Linked DNA regions of Homo sapiens: regions 2, 3, 4 and 5 are each linked to region 1. The links are chromatin contacts, found by Hi-C or POLR2A ChIA-PET in ENCODE. All regions are on one chromosome and are shown on one strand. Each heading gives the region's core, a stretch centred on a gene start or an enhancer-like site at or near the end of the contact. The rest is flanking DNA. Distances are from core to core; before and after follow the strand shown.

What was found. Hi-C counts contacts between places; a loop is a spot of excess contacts on that map. ChIA-PET counts read pairs that join two places held with the same protein, here RNA polymerase II (POLR2A). Pooled maps may share reads with other maps.
Region 2: a loop to region 1 is called in a map of left colon, with 4 times the contacts of the local background. The contact joins two enhancer-like sites. A Hi-C loop is called at or near these places in 1 of 168 maps with a recorded cell type or tissue (left colon). POLR2A ChIA-PET finds 5 or more read pairs at or near these places in 2 of 52 experiments (H1 and WTC11).
Region 3: a pooled map shows a loop between it and region 1 (6-fold over the local background). The contact joins two enhancer-like sites. A Hi-C loop is called at or near these places in 1 of 168 maps with a recorded cell type or tissue (posterior vena cava) and 2 of 50 pooled maps. POLR2A ChIA-PET finds 5 or more read pairs at or near these places in 2 of 52 experiments (OCI-LY7 and PC-9).
Region 4: a loop to region 1 is called in a pooled map, with 4 times the contacts of the local background. The contact joins the promoter of HASPIN here to the enhancer-like site in region 1. A Hi-C loop is called at or near these places in 4 of 37 single-sample maps with no recorded cell type and 4 of 50 pooled maps. POLR2A ChIA-PET finds 5 or more read pairs at or near these places in 1 of 52 experiments (PC-9).
Region 5: a loop to region 1 is called in a pooled map, with 4 times the contacts of the local background. The contact joins the promoter of SCIMP here to the enhancer-like site in region 1. A Hi-C loop is called at or near these places in 4 of 37 single-sample maps with no recorded cell type and 2 of 50 pooled maps.

The regions. Positions count from the first base shown.
Region 1 is chr17:4,394,398-4,397,826 of GRCh38, forward strand. No RefSeq gene overlaps it. Among named protein-coding and RNA genes, the nearest start is that of UBE2G1, 29 kb to the left of the region's middle. RefSeq lists enhancers at 1,297-2,067, 1,651-1,730, 2,068-2,837. Within about 2 kb of position 1,719, at least 6 of the 41 ENCODE cell types and tissues checked have a DNase peak (open chromatin) inside an H3K27ac peak, as active enhancers do.
Region 2 is chr17:3,869,467-3,873,105 of GRCh38, forward strand. It overlaps CAMKK1 (calcium/calmodulin dependent protein kinase kinase 1), which reads right to left. Exons shown (of 16, transcript NM_032294.3): 12 at 3,088-3,161; 13 at 335-422; 14 at 21-149. Among named protein-coding and RNA genes, the nearest start is that of CAMKK1, 22 kb to the right of the region's middle. Within about 2 kb of position 1,510, at least 4 of the 41 ENCODE cell types and tissues checked have a DNase peak (open chromatin) inside an H3K27ac peak, as active enhancers do.
Region 3 is chr17:3,761,578-3,765,107 of GRCh38, forward strand. ITGAE (integrin subunit alpha E) reads right to left here. Exons shown (of 31, transcript NM_002208.5): 3 at 2,292-2,383; 4 at 338-405. Among named protein-coding and RNA genes, the nearest start is that of ITGAE, 38 kb to the right of the region's middle. RefSeq lists an enhancer at 2,102-2,201. Within about 2 kb of position 1,879, at least 4 of the 41 ENCODE cell types and tissues checked have a DNase peak (open chromatin) inside an H3K27ac peak, as active enhancers do.
Region 4 is chr17:3,721,823-3,725,369 of GRCh38, forward strand. HASPIN (histone H3 associated protein kinase) reads left to right here and starts at 2,081. Exons shown (of 1, transcript NM_031965.2): 1 at 2,081-3,547. The coding sequence starts at 2,114. ITGAE (integrin subunit alpha E) reads right to left here. Exons shown (of 31, transcript NM_002208.5): 27 at 1,866-1,922; 28 at 1,466-1,561. It also overlaps a transcript of P2RX5 not described here. RefSeq lists a silencer at 1,982-2,141 and an enhancer at 2,011-2,766.
Region 5 is chr17:5,233,091-5,236,734 of GRCh38, forward strand. SCIMP (SLP adaptor and CSK interacting membrane protein) reads right to left here and starts at 1,770. Exons shown (of 5, transcript NM_207103.3): 1 at 1,645-1,770. The coding sequence starts at 1,665. It overlaps ZNF594-DT (ZNF594 divergent transcript), which reads left to right. Exons shown (of 6, transcript NR_152840.1): 6 at 2,024-2,913. RefSeq lists an enhancer at 2,012-2,211.

The DNA.
Region 1 (3,429 bases), core at 469-2,968:
TGTGGCCAGTCTGGCCACAGCAAGTTAAACTACCTCTGGGGTGTGTCCTGCTCCTGGCTTCCTGTAATCTGGTTCCTTGGAGGCTAATTAACACAGAGCTAGCTTTGCTCCAGGTTTCCCACCTTGGTGTAGCTCCTTCCATGCTGTCTCTTGGCTCAGGGATGGATGGGTTGGGGAGCGGGCTCCTGACTGATGGAGGGGGTAGTATGTAGGCTGGAGGCTGGAGAGCTGGGTCCAGCTAAGCCTAGCCCCCATCCAGGCTTCCAGAGTGTGTTTGCTGCTGGCTTGAGATCAGCAGGTAGTGAACCAGGCCAGGAGGTCATTGCCCTCTCCAGGCCTTGGTATTCTAGATCCTTCTCCTCCTTTGGCCCATCTTCCTTCCTTCCTTCCTTCTTTCCTTCCTTCCTTCCTTCCTTCCTTCCTTCCTTCCTTCCTTCCTTCCTTCCTTCCTGCCTTCCTTCCTTCCTTCCTTTTTTCTTTCTTTCTCTCTCTCTGTCTCTCTCTCTCTCTCTTTCTCTTTCTTTCTTTCTTTCTTTCTTTGAGACAGAGTCTCACACTGACACCCAGGCTGGAGTGCAGTAGCGCAATCTCAGCTCACTGTAACCTCCGCCTCTCAGGTTCAAAGGATTCTCCTGCCTCAGCCTCCCTGGCCCATGTTTATTCCAGTGGCTCTTGCCCTCTCTCTCCCACAGTTGCCAATCCCAAATGAAGATATCTCTCAGGGGCAGCAAGAACCCCCATTCTAAGCACTTTAACCTCTTTTCTTAGGATAGCCAGATAAAATACAGTAACACTCAGTTACCAGCCTGGACAACACGGCGAAACCCCATCTGTACCAAAAATTTTTAAAAAAGCAACAAGTAGCTGGGAATGGTGGCTTGCACCTGTAGTCCTACCTACTTGGGAGGCTGAGGTGGGAGGATCACCTGACCCCAGGAGGTCGAGGCTGCAGTGAACCATGATTACACCACTGCACTCTAGCCTGGGTGACAGGGTAAAACCCTGTCTCAAAAAGAAAAAAAGAAAGAAAGAGAAAAAGGACACTTAGTTAAATTTAATTTCAGATAAGGAATTATTATTATTATTATTGTTATTAGAAACAGAGTCTCGCTCTGTTGCCCAGGCTGGAGTGCAGTGGCACGATTGAGGCTCACTGCAACCTCTGCCTCCCGGGTTCAAGCAATTCTCGTTCCTCAGCCTCCCAAGTAGGTGGCAGTACAGATGTGCAGCACCACACCGGTCAATTTTGGTATTTTTAGTAGAGATAGGATTTTGCCATGTTTGCCAGGCTGGTCTCGAACTCCTGGCCTCAGGTGATCTGCCCGCCTTGGGCTCCCAAAGTGCTGGGATTACAGGCGTGAGCCATCACGCCCGACTAATTTTTCAGTATAAGTATATTCCAAATACTGCATGGGATATAATTATACAACAAAATTTAGCTGCTTATTTGAAATTCAAATTTAACCGTGTGCATGTATTTTTATTTGCGAAATCTGGCAGCCTTGCCCGTTCTTCCGTAGCAGTTCCAGACAGCCACGGCCACCTGGTCCTGGTCCTCGGGAGTACCGACACAACTGCCACCCTAAAGGGCACCAGGAACTCTACCTCCATCAGCTCGCAGATGGTCACCGTGGCAGCTGTCTCTAAGGAGGGTGTTCACTCCTCTTCCACAGATGACAAAACTGAGACTCCAAGAAGCCAAGTGACTTGTGTAAGGACAAACGGTAACCAAGGCGCAGGGGAAGCAGCCAGCCTTTGCCAGTCTGACTCCAAAGTTCAAGTTCTATGTACACCCCAGGTAGCTTGGCAAACCACCCACTTCTCGAACAGGAAGGCCTCAACCCTGCCGTTCACAAAGGAGGAAAAAGACAGTGTGTGCAGGCCCCCAGGCACAGGACAGACAAGATTCGGTGCTAGAATATTCAAAGTGATTTTGAAACCCAGCGCCTCTTAGTAATAACAATACCAGTTTCGGTCATTTGCATAACTTTCTACCGTTAACAAAAGGTATCCCCAGCAGTTAATTACAATGACAAAGAAGGCACAAGGAGGCCGGGGCGGTGGTTCACGCCTGTAATCCCAGCACTTTGGGAGGCCGAGGCAAGTGGATCACCTGAGGTTAGGAGCTCAGCCTGGCCAACATGGTGAAACCCCATCTCTACTAAAAGTACAAAAAATTAGCCGGGTGTGGTGGCACATGCCTGTAATCTCAGCTACTCGGGAGCTGAGGCAGGAGAATCGCTGCAATCCGGGAGGCGGAGGTTGCAGTGAGCTGAGATCGCGCCACTGCACTCCAGCCTGGGCAACAAGAGCGAGACTCCGTCTCAAAAAACAAAACAAAACAAACAAACAAAAAAAGAAGGCAGATGGGAGAGAGAATGGTCTGTAGGATCCCTCTGCAGACCCTGGGACGTTTCCTGTGCTCCCACTGGACATGGCTGGGGTGGGTGGGTGGGTGCTGGGCAGATCCTTCTGGGCCAACTTCCAGGAGCTTCTAGATGAGGGTCCTGAAGTCACAGGCTCTGAGCGTGGGTCTGGGCAGCGCACAGAGGGCTTGGGTCCCAGTGGCCAGTTCCAGCTCTGCCTGCAGGACCCCAGTGTTGGCGAACATGCCATCGGTTACAGTTCCTGACACCACCTGCTGGACTGGATTCCAGGCGGTGTAAACCAGTCTCTGCTCTCAGGGAGGGTCTGAAAGACGACGGATCCTTTGAGGGAGGGAACTGGGAGCCCAGGCCCTCAAGATGGGTTAGGAGTAAACTGGAGGGGAGGGGCTTGGGACACCTGCCGGGGGAGTCCAGGGTGGGGTAAGACGCTGGAGAAAATATGATCAAAATGAGACTTATGTAAATCAAATCTCGTTTGGTTGCAGATCTTTTACTGCTGTTTTGATCTGCCATTGGCAGAGACTGCTGACTACTTGGGCTTTTGAGTTTTTCTTCCCCTTTTTACGTGCCATGTGGGGCAGGGGGCGGGAGGAGGTGGGGTGCCCTTTAGGCCACCAGGTTTTGTTTTTGTTTTTTGAGACAGAGTCTCGCTCTGTTGCCCAGGCTGGAGTGCAATGGCGTGATCTTGGCTCACTGCAACCTCCACTTCCCGGGTTCAAGCGATTCTCTTGCCTCAGCCTCCTGAGTAGCTGGGACTACAGGTGCGTGCCACCATGCCCGGCTAATTTTTTTTGTGTGTGTGTGTTTTTAGTAGAGATGGGGTTTCACCGTGTTAGCCAGGATGGTCTCGAACTCCTGATCTTGTGATCCGCCCGCCTCGGCCTCCCAAAGTGCTGGGATTACAGGCGTGAGCCACCGTGCCCAGCCATTTTTCTTTTCTTTTCTTCCTTTTTCTTTTTCTTTCTTTTTTTTTTTTTTTTTGAGACAGGGTTTCACTCTGTCTCCCAGGCTGGAGTGCAGTGGCACGATCTCACCTCACTGC
Region 2 (3,639 bases), core at 260-2,759, 530 kb before region 1:
ATCTACCCCGGCTCTCTTACCACCGTGGTCCAGCTGGGGATGAGCCTGACTGAGTTCTTAACCTCCTCCTCTGTCACCTCCACCACGCTGCAGTGCTCCTCCTCCGAAGGAAGGGGCTCCTCCCCGTTCTTGGTCACCCAAGGGTGCAACTGTCGGGGCCGGGAGGGCAGGGAGAGGGGGAGAGGTCAGGCCATTACCAGAATCACCTGGAGGGGTCCAAAGTCCACAGACTCAAACCCAACACACATGCATCCTGGTGTTGATCCCTCCAGAAAGGGAAAGTGACTCCTGTTTTCTGTGTCCCAGCCCAGCCCAAGACCCCCAGTTCCCCGACCTTGATGTCTGGCACCCCAATTCTCGTCTCGGGATTCTTGTCTAACATCTTCAGGATCAGGTCCTTGAGCTCCTCGCTGATTTCTGGCCTGGAGAGGGCGAAGGAAGGAGAGGAGGGTGGGACCGCTGATGAGGACCCCTTCCTGTCCACCTCTCTTCCCGAAACCTTCGTCCCTCGGATGGGAAGACTGAGTTCCGGACAGCAGGCAGGAATTTCACAACAAGGGCTTGGAGAGCCTTTCCTGAGCAGGAGGTCAAGTCTCCCTCCAGGACAGAGGCACAGACAGAGTTCCATGGGTGCTGGACACCCCAATGGGTGGCAAAGATGGTGAGGAGAGTCGCTTTATGGGACACCAGAGGCCTTCAGACCCACTCACCACCTCGTCCTTTTCTACACCCAGAGAAGATCCTCTCTCATTTGACAGAGGAGGAAACTGAGGCCCAGGGAGGTTAGCAGGCTGGCACAGTGCCAGCCAGAAGAGTGCAGGCAGAGATGGGAGACTCAGATGGGAGGGAGCAGCCCCCTCAGCGCCACATCAGCTCCAACTCTCTCTGCCCAAACCCCAGGGTTCTTTTTTTTTTTTGAGATGGAGTCTCGCTCTGTGGCCCAGGCTGGAGTGCAGTGGCGCAATCTCGGCTCACTGCAAGCTCCGCCTCCCAGGTTCATGCCATTCTCCTGCCTCAGCCTCCCGAGTAGCTGGGACTACAGGTGCCCGCCACCGTGCCCGGCTAATTTTTTGTATTTTTAGTAGAGACGGGGTTTCACCGTGTTAGCCAGGATGATCTCGATCTCCTGATCTCATGATCCGCCTGCCTTGGCCTCCCAAAGTGCTGGGATTACAGGCGTGAGCCACCACGCCCGGCCAAACCCCAGGTTTCTTTGCCACCAGTGGTCTTGGGGAGCCCATCCTTCCAAGACTAGGGAGCAGAAAGCCACTCTCAGGACTGTTGACTTCGGTTCCCCCTGTTGTCTTAGATGCTTCATCCCTTTTAAAATTCCTGGGCTGAGGGGAAAGACACCCCTCAGCAGGGGGTATAGCAGGAAGAGAGGCACCAGGGGTACAACTGTGGAGGCAGGGAGGGAAGGCAACCACAGGATGAGGAGGAAATGGACAGAAGCCAGCTGGCTGGTGCTCGGGAAAGGGAGTGAGGCGGCCCCAGACGAGCGGGTGGCAGAACCCGGAGACGTGTGAATGCTAGCGCCAGGGTGTGGCTTTGAGAAGCTTCAGACAAACTTCAGGCAAGAGATGCAGGCAGATTTGTTGTGCTTTATCAGGGCTGTCCCCGCCTGAATGTGTTGGCTGGACTGGAGGGAGGCCAGCAGCAGCGAGACCAGGGGGAAGGTGGCTAGATAAGTCTGGGGAGGGGCCTGAGGCCTGAATGAGGCAAGGGGTATAAGTGGCAACAAGGCCCAGAGACAGGGAAGAGGAGGGCTCAGCAGGGCTTGGGGACCACACAGGAAATAAGCAGAAGAGAGCAGGAGTCGCTGAGTACAAGTCCCGTTTCATTTTCTTTTTTTGTTTGTTGTTTTTTGTTTTTTTTTTTTTGTTTTTTTTTTTTTTTTTTTTTTTTTGAGACAGAGTCTCGCTCTGTCGCCCAGGCTGGAGTGCAGTAGCACGGTCTCAGCTCACTGAAACCTCTGCCTCCCGGGTTCACGCCGTTCTCCTGCCTCAGCCTCTCGAGTAGCTGGGACTACAGGCACCCGCCACCACGCCCGGCTAATTTTTTTTCTATTTTTAGTAGAGATGGGGTTTCACCGTGTTAGCCAGGATGGTCTCGATCTCCTGACCTCGTGATCCGCCCTCCTTGGCCTCCCAAAGTGCTGGAATTACAGGTGTGAGCCGCCGCACCCGGCCTTATTCAGTTTCTTTCTTCTGTTTTTTTTTTTTGAGACAGAGTCTTGCTCTGTCGCCCAGGCTCACTGCAACCTCTGCCTCCTGGGTTCAAGCAATTCTCGTGCTTCAGCCTCCCGAGTAGCTGGGACTACAGATGTGCGCCACCACGCCTGGCTAATTTTTGTATTTTTAGTAGAGATGGGGTTTCACCATGTTGGCCAGGCTGGTCTCTAACTCCTAACCTCAGGTGATCTGCCCACCTCAGCCTCCCAAAGTGCTGGGATTACAGGCGTGAGCCACCGCACCCGGCCTCCATTTCACTCCTGAAATCCACTGCTGAAAAGAGGAGCCTGGGAGCTCAGGCTGTGGCTGCCACGGTGGCCGTCATGAGGCGAACCATGCATGAGCAAGAGGCCTCCCCGACGTCCCTGCTACGCTCAGAGACCTCGGTCACAATGGGAAGAGTGGGGAGGAAGAGTGGCTTGAGTCCCAGCCCCCTGACCGCTCTCCTCCAGAGCATCCTCTTTTCCATCTGTGAAATGGGGAGCACGCACTGGCATCTTGAAGTTCCCTGACCCTGAGTGGGGGAAGGAGAAGTTCCCCTTGAGTCCAGGGGCTGGGTGGGGCTGGCGCCACTGACCCCAGGCAGGCCTGCGGTGAAGGAGTGGTGTGAATGATGCCTGTGGTCATCCCTGGCCAACCCTGGATCTCAGGGTTCCCATCCACACAGTGACGTTGCGGAGACCCTTGGCTCCAGAGTCCCTCCCGTCCATCTATTCAGGGGTCCCTCCCAGGGAACAGCACCGCCACCTTCATATCTGCAGGCTGGGGTGGGGTCCTCAGAGGGCAAAAGCTCTGCTAAAACTCAGACACCAGGAGCGGGTGGTAGCCCCCTTGTTCCCCTGGGTGGACAACTCACTCCTCAGGAAACACCACGGGCTCATTCTTGATCTTCCTGTGGAGGGCCAGGATGAAATCGTCGATGAATGGGCACTGTGGGGTGGAGAGGCAGACAAAGGATGTGGGTCCAGGGCCTCGACCTGTGCCAGGGGATCAACCCCCCTCCCTTGGTGGGGGCAGGGGTAGGGGGCAGGTCTGGGCTCCCATTACATGAGAAGGACCTCAACTCACACTGTAAATGTTCAACAAATGTTGACTGAATGAATGAGTTGCTGAGGGAACAATGAGGCTGGGTGCATCCACCGCCGTTACTGCCACCCGCGGCCAGGCCAGGCCAGGCTGGGTGCACCCACCACCATTACCGCCACCTGTGGCCAGGCCTCCACTCCCAGGGCCTGGGGCTTGGGAACATGTTCACTGAAATTCCCCCCTGCCCCTTAGTGTGGTCACCAGAGCAGGCACACCTGCGGGCAGGGATCACCGATACGTCAGCGTTGGGTGTCCCCAGGGTCCAGCCTCAGCCAGGGTAGGGGTGAAGGACAATTTGTCGAATAAATGAGCAAGGGAGTGA
Region 3 (3,530 bases), core at 629-3,128, 630 kb before region 1:
CAGCCACATTCTCACCCCCATTCCAGAACTCAGTGGCTCAACCAGGCAGGGGGCACAGGAAGAGCTGGCCCACCCCTCACCGGGTGTAGGAGTCAGTGTTGGCATCAAGGCCGAGGCCGACACCTGCAGGAGTGTGCTGGGTCACAGGGAATACCTAGGTCAGCCCTGGTATCAGGGTGGTCAGAGCTACAGTCAGCCCTGGGGTTGGCACCAGGGAGACGCTAGACTCAGCCTCGGGAACAGCATGGCAGTCAGAACTGGTCTCAACACCAGGGTCAACCACGAGGGCTAGCACCAGCCTCCCTAAGGCCCTCCCTCCTCTCGCTCCTGCACTCACCAAAACACCGTGGTGGCTCCGGACAACGGTCACTCCCCGGTGCCTCCCCTTGGGGATGGGGACATGCTCTGAAAAAGTTAAGCCCAGGTGAGGAGGAGGAGGGGACTCTGGGAGGCAGAGACCCGAAGCCAAGGTCAGAGGGCACAGAGCCACCTTGGTCAGGCCCCCATGAGGAACTGTTGGCCACTCAGAGAAGCCTCTAGAAAGCTAGAGCGGGGGCCTTCAAGGTCAGGACTGGACACGTTCAGGGCCGAGTGCCCATCCCCGGGGCTCATTTGCTGACCCTTTCAACACGTGCCCATTGACGTCTGCTCTGTGCCCAGCCTTGTGAGCGTGGTGATGGGCGTCCAGCAACAGCGGATGCCTGCTGCTTTTCCTCAGTGGGTTTGGTCGGGCAGGTGGGTGGAGAAGCACTGCCTGGTGGGTATGTAAGTGCCAAGGAATGTGCAAGATACCGTGGGACTGGCTGTGTGGACCAAGGAACCCCCCAGCCTCACAGACCCATCCTGGGGAATCTTACTGCCCCCAGCCTCAGGGGCAGAAATGGTAGCTCCTTCCTCGTCCTCCCCACTGTCAGCCTCAGGATACTGTCTTATTTTTCAGTCATGGAATCACTCAGTCAACCCTGCTGGACTGAGATTGAGTCTGTTCAACTCAGTGCCTCTCAGACAAGGATTTTTTTTTTTTTTTTTTTTTTTTTTGAGACAGAGTCTTGCTCTGTCGCCCAGGCTGGAGTGCAGTGGCGCAATCTCGGCTCACTGCAAGCTCCGCCTCCCAGGTTCACGCCATTCTCCTGCCTCAGCCTCCTGAGTAGCTGGGACTACGTGTGCCCGTCACCACACCTGGCTAATTTCTTTTTGTATTTTTAGTAGAGACGGGATTTCACCGTGTTAGCTAGGATGGTCTCGATCTCCTGACCCATGATCGGCCCACCTCAGCCTCCCAAAGTGTTGGGATTACAGGCATGAGCCACCGTGCCTGGCAGGATTTTTTTTTTTTAAACAGTCTTGCTCTGTTGCCCAGGCTGGAGTCCAGTGGTGCAATGTCAGCTCACTGTAACCTCCACCTCCTGGGTTCAAGCGATTCTTCTGCCTCAGCCTCCCAAATAGCTGGGATTGTAGGCATGCACCACCACGCCTGGCTGATTTTTGTATTTTTGGTAGAGATGGGGTTTCATCATATTGGCCAGGCTGGTCTCGAACTCTGGACCTCAAATGATCTACCCGCCTTGGCCTCCCAGTGTGCTAAGATTACAGGCGTGAGCCACGGCGCCCAGCCTCAGACAAGACAAGGATTCTATTTATTTATATATATATAGCCAAGAGGTTGTCAGTAAATCTGTGACCTGAGTTTGACTGGGTAGGATGGATAGAGTTTAATGAGTGAATCAGGTTCATTCATTCATTCATTCATTCATTCATTCAAATGGCATTTATTGAGTACCTAATATATGTCAGGCCCCATGCTAGTTACTAGGGTGGCCACAGTTAGACTGAATATGTAGGGGGTGAATTGCACTGAGGTGTGATGACTTGCATCAGGAAGGGCTAGAGTTTCGAATCAGCCACCAACACTAAAAGTGTGAACTTTGTCATACTGGCAACCAAAAGACCTACATTCTCTGAACTGTAGCTTCCTCTCTTATAAATGGCGCGGTTTTGAGGATGAAAACAGAATGACTCAGAGGACTGCCGGGCACAGGGTGGGCACGCAATACGCTGTAGGTATCATTTCTGTTGCTAGGACTGTGTCAGGAAAGGTGGCTGGGGATTAGGATTGGGTTGGGGTGGGACTGGGCATTGGGATGGAATCTTGCTGTGGGTTATGCTGGAGTCTAGGGGTGAACGGGCTGGATGAGGCAGGGCTGGGGTTGGAATGGTTTGAGTTTAGATGAGGGGGATTTTGCTAGAAAGGGGGTCCTGGGGAGCATTCCCTGGAGTTGGGGCTGACTTACCTACAGGATGGCAAAGGATTTCATCCTGGACAAGGGAACATCGATGGAGGGGCCCTGGTGTCCTCTTGGTTCTGGGGCTGGTGACCAGGAGCCTGAGTGGGAGGGGAGGTTGCAAAGCTGAGCTGGCTGATGTTCCTCGTCTTCTCCCTGCCTGCCCAGCACCCTTCCCATTCCAGTTGCCTGCACTCACAAGCTCCCTGTCTGGCCGGCAGATTCCTAGCCCAGACTCTGGATTATGGGGAAGACATTTGCCCAACCTCTGCTTCTACACAGCACCAGGCAGGAAATGGTTAAATGCAACCCCTCTCTGCCTGCTGCCCACCCTGACAAAGAAGGGGTGATACTGATGGTTAATAAAAACTCTGCTCTCTTATGGGGACAGGGATGGGGAGGCCAGAAAACCACCAGCGTTGGGGTTGGTTCTGTTGGGGGCAGTGCTGGCTTCCTCGTGGGCCACCCAGGGGGCCTGCCCTGCCTGGCCTTAGTTCCTGAGAAGAGTACGCTGGTGCCCCTATCCTGTGGGTCAGTCAGAACTGGAGGTTTGGAGGCCGGGCGCGGCGGCTCACGCCTGTAATCCCAGCACTTTGGGAGGCTGAGGCAGGTGGATCATCTGGGGTCAGGACTTTGAGACCAGCCTGATCAATATGGTGAAACCCCGTGTCTACTAAAAATACAAAAATTAGCCGGGCATGGTGGCGTGTGCCTGTAGTCCCAGCTACTCAGGAGGCTGAGGCAGGAGAATTGCTTGAACCTGGGAGGCAGAGGTTGCAGTGAGCGGAGATCACGCCACTGCACTCCAGCCTGGGGGACAGAGTGTGACTTCGTCTCATAAATAAATAAATAAATAAAAGAACTGGAGGTTTGGGGGTGGCTGCCTCAGCCTGATTAAGGCAGCCTCAAGAGCTGCGCCTCCTGACTGCAAACTTCTTGCCCCCACCCAGGCCCAGTCCAGGGAGACGGCAGATTCCAGGGACAGCCTCAACATTCTCACCATCCACGTTACCCAGGAGAACTGGGCTGTCCTGAGACAGACAGTGAGCTCCGGGGGTTGTCATAGGGGATGGTGGGGAGGGGACGAGGGGCTTGGTGGTTAACAGTGAACCAAGTCCAAGGTCTTTCTGCAGAGGGCAGTAGAAGTCATGGAGGACTTTATAAAGGGGAAGCACATGATTAGCTGTGCTTTCAAAAGCTCATGATGAGGCCGGGCGCGGTGGCTCACGCCTGTAATCCCAGCACTTT
Region 4 (3,547 bases), core at 831-3,330, 670 kb before region 1:
ATCATCTGAGGTCAGGAGTTCAAGACCAGCCTGACCAACACGATGAAACCCCATCTCTACTAAAAATACAAAATTAGCCGGGCGTGGTGGCTCACGCCTGTAATCCCAGCACTTTGGGAGGCCAAGGAGGGCGGATCACCTGAGGTCAGGAGTTCAAGACCAGCCTCACCAACATGGAGAAACCCCATCTCTACTAAAAATACAAAATTAGCCGGGTATGGTGGCGCATACCTGTAATCCCAGCTACTTGGGAGGCTGAGGCAGGAGAATCGCTTGAACCCGGGAGGCGGAGGTTGCAGTGAGCCGAGATCGTGCCATTGCACAACAAGAGCGAAACTCCGTCTTGAAAGAAAGAAAAGAAAAGAAAAGAACACCTAGGTCGGGTGCGGTGGCTCACGCCTGTAATCCCAGCACTTTGGGAGGCTGAGGCGGGCGATCACCTGAGGTCAGGAGTTCGAGACCAGCCTGGCCAACATGGTGAAACCCCCTCTCTACTAAAAATACAAAAATTAGCTGGGCGTGGTCGCCGGCGCCTGTAATCCCAGCTACTCGGGAGGCTGAGGCAGGAGAATCACTTGAACCCGGGAGGCGGAGGTTGCAGTGAGTAGAGATCGTGCCACTGCACTCCAGCCCGGGTGACAGAGCAAGACTCCATCTAAAAAAAAAAAAAAAAAAAAGAAAAGAACACCTGAGCTAAATTTAAGAAGAAACCACCTACGTCAGGACCTAGAGGAAGAGCAGTGTCAAGCAAAGGAACAGCAAGTACAAAGTCTTGTGGCCAGAATAATGCTGTACTGGCGAGCTAGAAGAATAGGACAGAATAACCCGATTATAAAAGGGGCAGTGGGAGAGAAAGGCGAGTACTAGGAGATGAAGTTGAAGAATTAAGCAGAGACCAGATCAAGTACTGCCTTGCTCTGGCCATGAAAAAAGTATGGATTTTAGTCTAAGTGTGCTCAAGCATCAGTTTTGTTTGTTTGTTATTTTTAATAAGCAGGGGAATGGCACAATCTAATGTCTGCTCTTAGAAGACGGATAGCTGTTACGTGGGAATTATTTGTAAAGAATGTGGGAAAAGCAGAGGCAAGAAAGGCAGGCCGAAGGTTATTGCAACAGCCCTGGCAAGAAAGGGTAGCTTGAATTACAACGGCAGTGGAAATGGAGAGAAGTGAATGGGTTTAGGATATATTTTGGCCCTGAAATGGCAGGGCTTGCTGCTGGAATAGACGTGGGGATGTAGGAAAGAGGAGTCACAGGTAATCCCTCGAGTTCCTTGTACTGTAACTGGAGTATATCTCCCTCCTGAGGGTAGCTAAGGAACGGGTTGGGACAGAGGGTTGGTTTTTTGCACCAAAAGATCTATTTTGGACATGGACATGTTATGCAAAGATGCTATTATCTCTTCTAGGGGCGATGCCCGTGAGCAACTGGATAATCAAATCTGGAGCATTTCAGTCTCAAACACCTCCTCAGAGTGATCCCAGGAGATCTCTGCAGCCACGGTGACATTTTCTTTATCTGAAGCGATGACACAGCTCACTGAATGCCATTCTTCCACATGCTGGAAAAGCGAGGTCTAGTGAACACAATTCCTTTCCGTGCGGAAAGTCTGAAATCTTTTTAACACTTCGGACACAGAGCATCGTAAGGTCCCAGAATAGAGGGTGTGAGCAATTTCAGCGCTCACCTCGGCCCAAGCGAAGCTCCAGCGGGAGCAATTGAGACCCAGGGACGAAGCTAGGGAGGGCCTGGCAGCCCCCGGCACTGGCCGGCAGGGGTAACCCAGGAAAAACAGTCTCCTGGCCTCTCGTTACCCGCTTCAGGCCCTCCGCCCTCCCCTGGCCTCTCGGGACGGCCGCGCTTACCTGAACCGAACTGTACGCACAAGCGCGCTCCTGACTCCAGGTGCACACCGTGGAGGCCTGAAACGAGAGCCATGACCGCGACGCGCTGAACAAACCAAGCCGCCAGTTTTCCGTCCCGTCCCGGCCCCGGCCCTGGCGAGGTGCGCATGCGCAGGGCCGGGAGCTAGGACCCCGCGGCAGGCGGGCGCGTCCGCGTCGCACGGAAGTCTCGCGATGTTTGCGTTTGAACCTCTTGGCGGGTGCCGGCCATGGCGGCTTCGCTCCCGGGACCTGGGAGCCGGCTTTTCCGCACATATGGGGCTGCGGACGGCAGGAGACAGCGGCGGCCGGGCCGGGAAGCCGCGCAGTGGTTCCCGCCGCAGGACCGGAGGCGTTTCTTCAACAGCAGCGGCAGCAGCGACGCCAGCATCGGCGACCCCTCGCAGTCCGACGATCCTGACGATCCCGACGACCCCGACTTCCCCGGCAGCCCGGTGAGGCGGCGGCGGAGGCGTCCCGGCGGCCGAGTGCCCAAGGACCGGCCCAGCCTGACCGTGACCCCAAAGCGCTGGAAGCTGCGAGCTCGCCCAAGCCTAACCGTGACCCCAAGACGCCTGGGGCTGCGAGCTCGGCCCCCGCAGAAGTGCAGCACACCCTGCGGCCCGCTCCGACTTCCGCCCTTCCCCAGCCGCGACTCCGGCCGCCTCAGCCCGGACCTCAGCGTGTGCGGCCAGCCCAGGGACGGCGACGAGCTGGGCATCAGTGCCTCCCTGTTCAGCTCTCTGGCCTCGCCCTGCCCCGGGTCCCCAACGCCAAGGGACAGTGTCATCTCGATCGGCACCTCCGCCTGTCTGGTTGCAGCCTCAGCCGTCCCGAGCGGCCTCCACCTCCCAGAAGTCTCCCTGGACCGAGCATCTCTCCCCTGCTCCCAGGAGGAAGCGACAGGAGGAGCCAAGGACACCAGGATGGTCCACCAAACCCGCGCCAGCCTCAGGTCAGTTCTCTTTGGCCTTATGAACTCAGGAACCCCTGAGGATTCTGAGTTTCGGGCAGATGGGAAGAATATGAGAGAGTCCTGCTGTAAAAGGAAACTGGTGGTGGGAAATGGACCAGAGGGTCCAGGTCTGTCAAGCACAGGCAAGAGGAGGGCCACAGGCCAGGACTCTTGTCAAGAGAGAGGGCTTCAAGAGGCCGTCCGGAGAGAGCATCAGGAGGCCAGTGTTCCCAAGGGCCGCATTGTGCCAAGGGGAATAGACAGGCTGGAGAGAACTAGATCAAGCCGGAAGAGCAAACATCAGGAGGCAACGGAAACCTCTCTCCTCCATTCCCACCGCTTTAAAAAGGGCCAAAAGCTGGGAAAAGATTCGTTCCCCACCCAGGACCTGACTCCTTTACAGAATGTCTGCTTTTGGACCAAAACCAGGGCTTCCTTCAGTTTCCACAAGAAGAAAATTGTGACTGATGTGTCAGAGGTCTGCAGCATCTATACCACTGCCACTTCTCTCTCTGGATCCCTCCTATCAGAATGTTCAAACCGGCCTGTCATGAACAGAACAAGTGGTGCTCCGTCCTCTTGGCACTCCTCCTCTATGTATTTGCTAAGCCCCTTAAACACTCTAAGTATTTCAAACAAAAAGGCATCTGATGCTGAAAAGGTTTATGGGGAATGCAGTCAGAAGGGTCCTGTCCCCTTTAGCCATTGC
Region 5 (3,644 bases), core at 520-3,019, 840 kb after region 1:
TGGGGAAGTGCACGGCAGGGTCATTAAAAGGAGTCCAGCCTCTCTTCTTCCCTTCTCTATACTTTCACTTCTGGAAAAGACCGGAAACCTTGCCTCATTCCTCTTTCTCCCATGGCCCCATCCCCACCCCGCTTCAGCCCATCAGCCTCCAAATGTAGTCCAAGTCCTCATCTCTGTACCTGGACCATTGCATTTTCGCTGGCCCCTAGCCCCCACTGGGCTCCCCACTGGCTGCCAAATACCAGTGTGACCCTGTCCCTTCCTTGCTTTAAGCCTCTCAGTAGTTTGTTTGTTTGTTTTTGAGATGGAGTCTTGCTCTGTCACCAGGCTGGAGTGCAGTGACATAATCTTGGCTCACTGCAACCTCCACCTCCCGGGCTCAAACGATTCTCCTGCCTCAGCTTCCCGAGTAGCTGGGGCTATAGGCGCCCACCACCATGCCCAGCTAATTTTTGTATTTGTAGTAGAGACAGGGTTTCACCATGTTGGCCAGGCTGGTCTTGATCTCTTGACCTTGTGATCTGCCCACCTTGGCCTCCCAAAGTGCTGGGATTAGAGGCGTGAGCCACCATGCCCCGCCTGCCTCTCAGTAGTTATTTACCACTGAAGCAGAGTGAAGCCTGTGCTCCACATTGCTTCATGGCCAAGACCTCAGGGACAAGTGGACACACCAGGCAGTGGGAGTGGATATGGCAAAGCCAAACCCAGATCTCTTCTCAAAATAATTTTCCAGAGGGCAAAAGCAGATGGCTACACCGAGAACTCACGCCAGCCCAACACACTTTGATCTCGAGGCCTCTGGAAGGGAAGGTGCCTAATGAACTACTGAAAGCCAGAGATGCAATGACAAAGGTACCAAGACTGGAGGTGATCCAGGTCTTTCATCCAAGAGCCCCAAGACGTAGCCTAAATTCATGCTACGGTAATCCCAGCACTTTGGGAGGCCGAGGCGGGCGGATCACCTGAGGTCAGGAGTTCGAGAGCAGCCTGGCCAACATGGTGAAACTCCGTCTCTACTAAAAATACAGAAATTAGCCAGGTGTGGTGGCGGGTGCCTGTAATCCCAGCTACTCAGGAGGCTGAGGCAGGAGAATCGCTTGAACCCGGGAGGCGGTGGTTGCAGTGAGCCGAGATCACGTCACTGCACTCCAGCCTGGGCGACAAGAGCGAAACTCCATCTCAAAATAAAATAAAAATAAATAAATTGACACAGTCAGTGCCTCGCTCCCACCCCCACCTCCAGCATAGCACCATGACAGTCTTCTCACATAACAAGTCCCAAAACACACCATCGGCATCCAGAAAGTGAGAGTAACTCGTTACAGTTGAGACCTCTCACTCCCGGTCATTATCTCATTTCAATCCAAGAGGTAGACTTCTTCATCGCCCCTGACATACACATGAGGAAAAGGCCCAGAGAGGTGAAGTGATGCCTCAGGTCACTCAGCCAGTTACCAGTAGAGCAGATCCTTCAATGCAAGTTTTTCTCCAACCCTACACAGCAGTCGTACCAGGGCCCCAGGCTGCAATCCCCTGGCCCAGTGCTGATCGGTGGCTCCCAGGGACACGCCCTGATGCCAGCGCTGGCAGATGTCTGCTGTGAAGAGAGCAGGAAACTGTCCCTTGGAAAGCTGAGATGCTTACCTGAACTGTGAAAGTATCCATATGTGAGCAGCTAAGGAGACAGCAGTGGCTGGAGTGCTGCAGCTCAGGCACAGCTGGTGAGAGGCATTCCTCACTCACAGGCCTTCACCCACTGCTAGAGACAGTGAGCCCCATCCTGACCACTTCCCCTTTCTAGTCAGCCCACGGGGCAGAGACCCTGGCGTCATCTCTAGGCAACCATCCCTTTTCCAGGGAAGCTCATGACCCACGGCTGTCCAGAAGCCAGAATCTTCTCACTGCCCCGTGTCGCTCCCGCAAGGCCTACCAGAGGACCCTCATGGTGTGGTAGGGGGTCCTGGCAGGGGCCAGGGGCCAGGGTGGAGACTTGGCAGTGGGGGTGGGTTTGGTGTCCCCACAGACGAGTTTGCCGTGAGCATTCCTGGATGTGGCAACCTCAGTCTCAAGAAGAGCGACAGGACGCCAGCTCCCATGCAGAGACAGATCCAGGTAAGAAACCAGCTCATGTGTGACAAACTCACCATCTCACCATGAAGGTGACTCTTGAAAGCTCCTGTGCACCTTGGAACTGCTGAGACATCTTCTGCTTGGAGGAGGCAAGGGACAGGCTTCCTGTTTCTAAAGGCGTGTGAGTGGCGACCTTGAGAAATGTGGCCAGTGGAGCATTTTGACTGAGTTGGGTCCCCTCGTGCAATACTGTGAGACAGAACTCCCAGCGAGGCCCACGGCCTCTGACCATGGGGGTTGGAGTGGGGAAACCAATTAGCCATTTTGTTGAATTGGCTGGTTCTGACTCAAATGAGCAGTCACATTAGTAAAAATAGGCAAACGGATGTGCATTGTATTTGCCCAGAGCGAATGAGTTGTTATCCATTTCAGTAATAATGATAACCAGATATGTCTGATAAATATCTGATAATGTCTGATATATGTCTGGTAAATTTAACAAACACCGGGCTCTGGCTGGGTGCGGTGGCTCACACCTGTAATCCCAGCACTTTGGGAGGCCAAGGCGGGTGGATCACCTGAAGTCAGTAGTTCGAGACCAGCCTGGCCAACATGGTGAAACCCCATCTCTACTAAAAATACAAAAATTAGCTGGGCATTTTGGTGTGAACCGGTAGTCCCAGCTACTCAGGAGGCTGAGGCGGGAGAATTGCTTGGACCCGCGAGGTGGAGGTTGCAGTGAGCCAAGATCACACCATTGCGCTCCAGCCTGGGCAACAGAGCAAGACTCTATCTCAAACAAACAAAACAAAACATCTGGCTCAGAAGATTCCTGATTTGCAGTGTTTACTAATTTCTTTTTTCTTTTTCTTTCTTTCTTTCTTTTTTTTTTTTTTTTTTGAGATGCAGTCTCACTCTGTCGCCAGGCTGGAGTGCAGTGGCTCAATCTCAGCACACTGCAACCTCCGACTCCCAGGTTCAAGCAATTCTCCTGCCTCAGCCTCCCAAGTAGCTGGGACTACAGGTGTGTGCCACCGCATCCGGCTAATCTTTGTATTTTTAGTAGAGACAGGGTTTCACCATGTTGGCCAGGCTGGTCTCGAACTCCTGACCTCAAGTGATCCACCTGCCTCGGCCTCCCAAAGTGCTGGGATTACAGAGTTGAGCCACTGCACCTGGCCAAGGCCTGAACTCTTTCTTCTTAGGCTCATCCAAAGTTTAGCTGCTAAAAAACCTTCCTAAAAGCCAATTTAAAATTTTCTTCTAGGCCGGGCACAGTGGCTCACGCCTGAAATCCCAGCACTTTGGGAGGCCAAGGCAGGCGGATCATGAGGTCAGGCGTTTGAGACCAGCCTGGCCAACATGGTGAAATCCCGTCTCTACTAAAAATACAAAAATTAGCCAGGCATGGTGGCAGGTGCCTGTAGTCCCAGCTACTTGGGAGGCTGAGGCAGAAGAATCGCTTGAACCTGGGAGGCGGAGGTTGCAGTGAGCCGAGATCGAGCCACTGCACTCCAGCCGGGGTGACAGAGCAACACTCCGTCTCAAAAAAAAAAAAAAAAAAAATTCTCTTC